Regions from separate parts of the Homo sapiens genome. Here region 1 is linked to region 2. Evidence: chromatin contacts called from ENCODE POLR2A ChIA-PET data. All regions are on one chromosome and are shown on one strand. Each heading gives the region's core, a stretch centred on a gene start or an enhancer-like site at or near the end of the contact. The rest is flanking DNA. Distances are from core to core; before and after follow the strand shown.

Evidence for each region. ChIA-PET counts read pairs that join two places held with the same protein, here RNA polymerase II (POLR2A).
Region 1: POLR2A ChIA-PET joins it to region 2 with 11 read pairs in activated naive CD4-positive, alpha-beta T cell. The contact joins two enhancer-like sites. POLR2A ChIA-PET finds 5 or more read pairs at or near these places in 12 of 52 experiments (A673, CD8-positive, alpha-beta memory T cell, K562 and 7 more).

What each region holds. Positions count from the first base shown.
Region 1 is chr1:205,295,758-205,300,259 of GRCh38, forward strand. No RefSeq gene overlaps it. Among named protein-coding and RNA genes, the nearest start is that of NUAK2, 24 kb to the right of the region's middle. Within about 2 kb of position 2,819, at least 6 of the 41 ENCODE cell types and tissues checked have a DNase peak (open chromatin) inside an H3K27ac peak, as active enhancers do.
Region 2 is chr1:205,247,757-205,252,134 of GRCh38, forward strand. All of the region lies in intron 2 of TMCC2 (transmembrane and coiled-coil domain family 2), which reads left to right. Among named protein-coding and RNA genes, the nearest start is that of TMCC2-AS1, 13 kb to the left of the region's middle. RefSeq lists a silencer at 4,005-4,202. Within about 2 kb of position 3,116, at least 12 of the 41 ENCODE cell types and tissues checked have a DNase peak (open chromatin) inside an H3K27ac peak, as active enhancers do.

The sequences.
Region 1 (4,502 bases), core at 1,569-4,068, 48 kb after region 2:
ATCCTAGGATCTTTACAGCCAGAAGGGACTTCTTCAGGTATCATCTGGCGGGATTTTTCACCTGAAGCAGAAATTCCTTCTAGCAACAACCCCCACATCTCTATCTCCAACCCAAATCTCTCAAACTCCAGGCTCCTCATACCACTTATCTTTGCCTGGAGGCCTAAGTGCCTCTGACTTCACCTCACACCTCCTCCATCTGCAAGTCTTCCCCGACCCAGCTAATGGACACTCTACCCTCCAAGTTTCTCAGGCCAGAGACCATGGAGTGATTCTTGGTTTCTCTCTTTCTTTCATACCCTACATCTAATCCATCAGGAAAGCCTGTTGGCTCTAGCTTCAGAATATGTCAGAAATCTGACAACTTGTCATTTCTTTACTACTGACTCCAGTCCAAGCCCCATTACCTCTTTCCAGAATTGGACAATGTCGACCCTCCCATGGCTAGTCTCAACAAGCAGAAGAATTTTTTTTAATTCTATCTCAAAAAAAAAAAATGTCATTCCTTTGCTCAGAACTTCCTGGTGGTTGGCAATTTCATTCTGAATAAAAGCCACAGCCCATGTAATGGTTCACAAGGCCCTGTGTAATCTACCTTCCCCACCCTTGTTACCTCTCCTGACACGTCTTCTGCTACTCTCTCATGCACTCTGCTCCAGCATCAATGGCTGTTCTAGAACTTGCAACCTGCTCTTGCCTTGAGGCCTTTGCAATGGTTGTTCCCTCCACCCTGAACACTGTTCCCCCAGATAGCCACATAGCTAGCTCCACCCCCAACCCCTGCCACCAGGTTTTTATTCAAATGCCACCTTCTCAGGAAGGCCTTCTCTGATCACCCTTATTTAAAATTTCAATCCTGTCTCCTCTCCATCCCCATACCCCATCCTTATTATTAGTATTTTCCTAATTCTTATCATGACTATTTATTTATTTTTTGATATGGAGTCTTGCTCTATCGCTCAGGCTGGAGTGCAGTGGCACTATCTTGGCTCACTGCAACCTCTGCCTCCCGGGTTCAAGCTACTCTCCTGCCTCGGCCTCCTGAGTAGCTGGGATTACGGGCGCCTGCCACCATGCCCAGCTAATATTTGTATTTTTAGTAGAGACAGGGTGTCACCATGTTGGCCAGGCTGGTCTCGAACTCCTGACCTCAGGTGATCCTGCCTTTCTCTGCCTCCCAAAGTGCTGGGATTACAGGCATGAGCCACCATGCCAGGTCTATTTATTTATTTACTTATGAGACAGCGTCTCACTTTGTTGCCCAGACTGGAATACAGTGGTGCAATCTCTGCTCACTGCAACCTCTGCCTCCCGGGCTCAAGCAATCTTCCCACCTCCACCTCCCAAGTAGCTGGTACTACAGGTGTGTGCTACCATTCCTGACTAATTTTTCTTCTTTCTTTCTTTTTAGAGATAGGTTCTCACTCTCTTGCCCAGGCTGGAGTACAGTGGTACAATCTTGGCTTACTGCAGCCTTGACCTCCCAGGCTCAAGCAATCCTCCCACCTCATCCTCCCGAGTAGCTGAGACTACAGATGTGAACCACCACACCCGTCTAACTTTTGCATTTTTTTGTAGAGACAGGGTTTGGCCATGTTGCCCAGGCTGGTCTGGAACTCCTGGACTCAAGTGACCTGCCTGCCTTGACCTCCCAGAATGCTGGGACTATAGGCTTGAGCCACTGTGCCTGGCCATGGCCTTTTAATATACTATATCATTTACTTATTTACTATACTTGTCTTTCTCCACTAGAATGGATGCCCCATAAGACAAAAATCTCAGTTTTGTTCACAGATGTATCTCCAGAGCCTGGAACAGTATACACTGTTGGCACTCAGTAAATACTGAATGAATGACTGAATGACTGAATGAACATCATACTTTTTTTTTTTTTTTTTTGAAACAGAGTCTTGCTCTGTCCCCATGGCTGGAGTGCAGTGGTGTGATCTTGGCTCACTGCAATCTCCACATCCTGGTTTCAAGTGACTCTCTTGCCTCAGCCTCCTGCATAGCTGGGATTACAGGCACACGCCACCACACCTGGCTAATTTTTGTAATTTTAGTAGAGACTGGGTTTCATCATGTTGGCCAGGCTGGTCTCGAACACCTGACCTCAAGTGACCCACCTGCCTCAGCCTCCCAAAGTGCTGAGATTACAGGCATGAGTCACTGCGCCCGGCCTGCATGAATGTCCTATGTAGGTGGTTGCCTTATCAAGCTGAATCTAGTGTCTCAGTAGCCCCCACTCACTGGTCCTGGTCCTGGTCCTTGTCCTGGTCCTGCTCTCTGAGCCATGGCCTGTACATCTATTCTCTTTTCCAGAAGATCAACCGTGTCATCTATTATGTGATTCCCACCCACTCCCCTTCCCCTACTTTAAAAGTGCCCAGACTCTTCAGCTAAGACCCAGGACTCTTCCTTTGTCCTGGGTCCATCCTTGTCCTCAAGACATGTGTGGGCTATCAGTCAGCGGGCTTCAGATTCTGACTCGCAGAGCTGAAGTCCGCCTCTAGAAGCTCTACTGGAGTGTGGGCACTGTGCTTTGCAGAGGACTGTTGCTTCCCAACAGTGCTCTGGATCACTGTCTCCCCTCTCACTTTATCTGCCCAAGGAGGGCCCAAGGCAGCTGATGGGATGGAGCAGGGGGAGAGGTGAAGGGGTCATCTTGATGGTGGGTACTAACATGCTGCTGCAGTTTCCCTCCCTCTACACAGAGGACTGCCTGGACTTGCCCCGGGAAAGGGCTGAGGATGGGGAGAGGATTCCTACCAGGATTTCATGGTCCTGGTTGCAGAAGGCCCTTTGCTGTCTCTCAAAGCTGCTTCCCCACCTCCCCCAACCCTCGTCATCATCTGGGTTCTTCACATTCCGGAAGCACTGATGTGGCACTAAATATTCCTGCAGCTTCAGCCTTCTCCCTTGGGGGCCCACGTCATCGCTGTGAGCCTGGTTTCTGGAATGTTTTTGATATGAAGCATCCAGGCAGGTGAGGGGAAGGGCTGTGCAGGGTGGGATCCACAGTCCCTCATCTAGGTCTCTTTGGAACCAAGAAAATAGACATTCTCTTCCAGCTCAGATTTTCTTTCCCCAGAAGGCTTCCCCCACATCCACCCCCTCACCTTGCCCACCCTTCCCTCCACCTGGCTTAGAAGAGGTTACATAAGCAGATGCAGGAGGACACAGATGTTAGGACCGAATGGTTATGTTAGGACACAGATGTTAGGACTCTCCTTTCCTGAAAGTCCACCTCCCCCAGCCCCTGCTGAGATAGCACTGATGGAAAGGGCTGTGTCCTCTCCCTCCCTCCCCATTCCACACCCTGCGCGTCCCTTAGGTACAGGCTTTCCCTCCACTGTGTCCTCCTCTCCTCCATCCCCTCCAATTCTAGTCCTGTCCCTCACCCTTCAGCTTCTCGCCGGGCGCAGTGGCTCATGCCTGTAATCCCAGCACTTTGGGAGGCAGAGGCAGGCGGATCATGAGGTCAGGATATCGAGATCATCCTGGCTAACATGGTGAAACCCCGTCTCTACTAAAAATACAAAAAATTAGCCGGGCGTGGTGGTGGGCGCCTGTAGTCCCAGCTACTTGGGAGGCTGAGGCAGGAGAATTGCGTGAGCCCGGGAGGCGGAGCTTGCAGTGAGCCGAGATCACACCACTGCACTCCAGCCTGGGTGACAGAGCGAGACTCTGTCTCAAAAAAACAAACAAACAAAAAAACACTCTTCTGCTTCTCCCACTCACTCTCTCTCTCTCTCTCTTTTTTTTTTTTTTTTTTTTTTTGAGACTGAGTCTTGCTGTCACCCAGGCTGGAGTGCAGTGGCGCAGTCTAGGCTCACTGCAACCTCTGCCTCCCGGGTTCAAGCAATTCTCCTGCCTCAGGCTCCCAAGCAGCTGGGACTACAAACATGCTCCACCATGCCTGGCTAATTTTTTTTGTATTTTTAGTAGAGACGAGGTTTCACCATGTTGGCCAGGCTGGTCTCGAACTCCTGACCTCAGGTGATCCATCCACCTTGGCCTCCCAAAGTGCTGGGATTACAGGCATGAGCCACCACGCCTGGCCTCACTCTCTTCTTTCTTAGCTTTCTCTTGGGGCTTGTGGAGACTAGGAAAGGGCACTTGGGAAATTGGCATATTCCTTGTGCCTGCAAAAGAACCTGGCATATAATGGATGCTCATATAATAAATATTTATAAATAAACCTGGCATATAAATTTATAGTTCCTTCACTTACATTCTTTTATCCAATTCTCCAAACACCATGCCATTCAAGTGAGTCTGTGGGATGCCAAACCTGGGTTTGAGGTCTGATTTCTCCATTTGCTATCAAGTTCCTTTTTTTTGAGACAGAGTCTTGTTCTGTTGCCCAGGCTGGAGTGCAGTGGCACAATCTCAGCTCACTGCAACTATCGCCTCCCAGGTTCAAGGGATTTTCCTGCCTCAGCCTCCCGAGTAGCTGGGCCTAGAGGAGTGCGCCACCATGACCGGCTAATTTTTTGTAT
Region 2 (4,378 bases), core at 1,866-4,365:
CTCCCCCACACCCCCTGCCATTGTTTAGAACTCACCAGCTGGCTTTCGGACCAGAGCAGCCCTGGCAGGGTTGAGTCCAGCCCTGGCGGGGTTGAGTTACCGAAACACCCTGGAGGCAGCTAAATTTCCTCAGCTGTCCTGGAGAGGCTCACCCCAGCCCCACCCCAAGAAAGTAGGAGACCTCAAGCCCCAAAGGGAGCAGGGTGTGACGGGGGACAGATAGGGGCTCACGGTCCAGGGAAGCAGCTCAGCCTTGGTGATGGTAATTTGGCTGTTGGTTATTCCTGCTAGATCCACTTAGTTGTCTTTGAGGTTGTGCCTTCAATTACTTCCCTGTTTAAAAACAAAAACAAAAACAAAACATTCTTGGCTGGGCAAGGTGGCTCCTGCCTGTAATCCTAGCACTTTGGGAGGCTGATTTGCGTGGATCAGTTGAGCCTAGGAGTTTGAGACCAGCCTGGGCAACATGGTGAGACCCTGTCTCTACAAAAAGAATTTAAAAATTAGCCGGGTGTGGTAGCGTGCACCTGTAGTCCTAGCTGCTTGGGAGGCTGAGGTGGGAGGATCACTTGAGCCCACGAGGTTGAAGCTGCAGTCAGGCGTGATTGCACCACTGCACTCCAGCCTGGGTGACAGATTGAGACCCCATCTCCATTTTAAAAAAATCGTCATCTCAGCCTCGCCATTCTGCTTTCTAGTATGTATGCGACACAGAAAAGTAACTGCTCTCTATGTCTTAGATTTGTAAAGTGGGGAAAAAGTTGTCATCAATTGTGGGTGCACTTGGGCATTGGCAGGTGATTAGAGAATGCAGGTTTTCCATCCATGTGTTGCCTTAACCTCTGGGAGGCACAAGCCCCGGGGACTAGAAAGGGAACCACTGGTTATACGTCCAGTGGAGATGGCCTTGGGCCACCTGGCTCCTCAGAAAACAGATGAGGTCCCCACCCTCTTCTCCCTCTTCTTTTTTTTTTTTAACAGCAGTTCCTGGAAAACCTAGGGTCAGAGGGTTGTATTTCTCCTTCTCTCATCTCTCCCAGGCCTGGTTAGGCATCAATCCCTTCTCTCCTTGTTCAGAACCTCTCCCCAGCTGATCCCTGGGCTTGTGCATGGAGTGTCAGGAAGGGGACGCAGCACAGGAGTGCTGGATTTACAGCCAGCCAGCCCCTGACTGTGTCCTGCTCACCCCTTCCCCTCCTGCAGTGTGGCTGAGAAGCAGCACGGGGCAGAGCTGGGAGGGCTTCTGGACAGCTTCAGGAGACTCTGTGGAGGTGCTGGGGACAGGAGGACTCTTATGACAGGCCCCACTTTGAGAGCAGGCAGGAAGGAAGAGAGGGCCAAGATCTCCCCAGTCGTGCTGCAGGTGAAGTGAGGAGGGTGGAGAGATGACAACGTCCTGACTGGATGCTTCCCTGTGGCCTCATGGTGTTATCTCCAGGCTCCAGACAGGGAAACCAGTGGAGTTCAGCCCATCACCTAAGCGAGAGCAGACTCTGAATGCCCTGTGCTCTCCGTCCACTCCCACACCAGATTTATCCAACAAGATTTCTTCTCTGCCCCAGCATAAATAAGCACCCCTGTTTACTCTGAAGGATGGTGAGTGAGGGGCCCCCCCAACCCCTGGCTCTTGCCAAGAAGACAGATCTTGGCAGCTGCCCAGGGGCCTTGGTTTGTTTATGTCTGGGAGTCTGCTGGTTCAGAGGTGGGTGGGGCGGGCTCTGCTGAGAGAGGTTTCCAAACATGACCGCTCAGCCAGCCGGCCGTGGGGGCCCCTGGTATAACTGAACTTGTAGGCCAGGTTGCATGGGAGGCTGAAGGGGCCCAGACGGGCCACTCTGCCTGTTCACACGAATGCATCCACCTTCTGAGCACACCACCACGCAGGTACATGCGCCAGCCTCTGCCGGCCTGCCCTTCCTCACACCCAGGAGTGGTGGAGGGCAACTGCCTCCTCTGTTCCCCTCCTCCATCCCATCTCATCTCTTCTGCCCTTCTTTCTTCCTCTCTGCATGGAAAGGTCCCTTGGGCAGAGGGAGAGCCAGAGGCAGCCAGACCAGCAGCCTCAGAGGAGCCTTTCAAGGCCGTGCCTGTGCTGCCAGTGGCTCGCCAGGCCAGGGCAGGGCAGCTGTGTGATTTGCCATGAATTGCTGCTCCCTGTCTCAGTGACTCAAAGCCCCTATTACCCAGAGGCCTTGGGGTCCCAGCACAGCTGTATATCCTCTTGTGCCTGGAGATCCGAGAAGTTTCTTCCTTTAGTCTGATTTGAATTCCTCATGTTCAGGTGAAGCCCTTGCCTTGTAGGGGTCCTGTCTGATTAGGAGAGGGGCCCATAGTGAGGACTCTGTTTCTGACCTAAAGCTCTGACACCAGAGATCATAAGCTGCAGCGTCCTCTTGACTTTTCAGACAGAATCAGCCACCAGGTAACTGGCCTCCAGAATTAGCCTTTATGCATCTTTTCCCCACTAACACCCACTGACTTTCTTTCTAGATTGAAAATATCGGCCGGGCACGGTGGCTCGTGCCTGTAATCCCAGCACTTTGGGAGGCCGAGGTGGGTGTATCACCTGAGGTCAGGCGTCCGAGACCACCCTGGCCAACATGAGGAAACCCCGTCTCTACTAAAAATACAAAAACTAGCCGGGCGTGGTGGTGGGCGTCTGTAATCCCAGCTACTCGGGAGGCTGAGACAGGAGAATCGCTTGAACCTAGGAGGTGAAGATTGCAGTGAGCTGAGATCGCGCCATTACACTCCAGACTGGGCAACAAAAGGGAAACTCCGTCTCAGAAAAAGAAAAAAAAGAAAATATCCAGTATTCTCCAGATTAGCTCTGGCATCTGGGAGTACAGAAATCACCAGGATAGAGGGGGCAAAATTAGATAACTTCCAAGTTACCTAGCCAAGATGTAAGGTCATGCCTTGTTGACGCCTTTGTCCCTAAGCTCAGGCAAAACTTGGTGGGAGACAAGCTGTCTGTCTGCAGACACAGGTGGGAGAGGCCAGCCAGGTATCTGCCTGGGCTTTCCAAGCTTGCCCAAGGGGAAGGTGCACTCAGGTTTCAGGTGTCAGACCCCTATGCCAGAGCTGGTAGCAGTCAGCAAGAGGAGCTGTCTGTCATCGGGTTCCAGACGGCAAGGAGCCGGCACTGATGATGTGGGCTGGGTCATGGGAGTTGGCTCAGGTCTCCCCGGCTACCCAGCACGTTCTTCCCTGGATCTGCCACATCCCTGAGATGAGAAACGTGACCCCAGTCCCCTCTGGGGTGCCAGATGAGGCAATGGATATACAGCATCATTAACCTGATCCCTGCTTCTGCCTCTTCTTTTCATAGGCATATTTTGGGCTTTCTCTGTATATCCCACAGAGCAGAGGGCGCTGAAATAGAAGTAAAACTGAATGACTGAATGTACACACCCTATTGCATTCCTTCTAGGCTCCTAGGGAATCAGAAGCTCCCCTGAGCTGCAGTAGGGAGTTGGGGGAAGTGAGTGTCATTTCTGGGGACAGCCTTTTCCTACCTCCCTTCTCTGTCCAGGGACAGGCTCTTGGACCCCTAGCCCATTTCCCAAATCTTCCAGAGGCCAACCTAGAGGCCTCCTGCCCGCTGCTGCTTTTGTCCTCTTTGATCCCCCTCCAGGTCTGATTCTGGGAGTTCTCACTCTTCCTTTCCATTTCCTCTTCCTTACAGTTCTCCAGATACCCCACCACTGGGACCCTAGAGCTGAGCTAGTGTCCATAGCTAGTGAATAATTCATCAGGCTCAGCAAGAGCTAAATTAGACCCAAGGTGATACTGTGACCAGGAGGCCTCCTTTGGGCATCTGGAAAGGCGAATCCTGCCCTGGAAAGACAAGTGCTCTGTAACATTAACTTCATTGTATAAGGTTTCTTCATTGCCTGAGAAGGTAGCTTCAGATCCAAATATAATCTGGGCCCTGTGCCTGTCCACTGACTTCTCAGGGGCTCAATGGCTTATGGGCATGCCCCCCAAGAGGTGCCACTCATGTCCTTTTGAAAGCCTTCCTGGCATCAACAGTCAGCTGAACAGCATGCTACAGTTTGCAGAATGCGTTCACACACATTTCTCGTTTAGTCACGTCAGCTCATGGTATGCTCTGAGCCCTTGAGTCAGCAGGAGCACACCAGAATTCGGTGTTTCAATCCTCTGCTTTTAGAAAGGAATTATTCCAAATTATTCCTGGCAAATAGGGTGGGGTAGAGGGTGCTCTGCTTCCTAAAAGTTGCCCAAAAAGGAGATGTGGCTTCCTCTCCGGGTCACTTTCTCTTGGGCCTGTTCCCAGTAAAACCTCCTCCAGGGAGAGTGACTATAAAGGCATGAAATCATCCGTCTTTCCTACCTGCCTGGTACAGATTTTGAT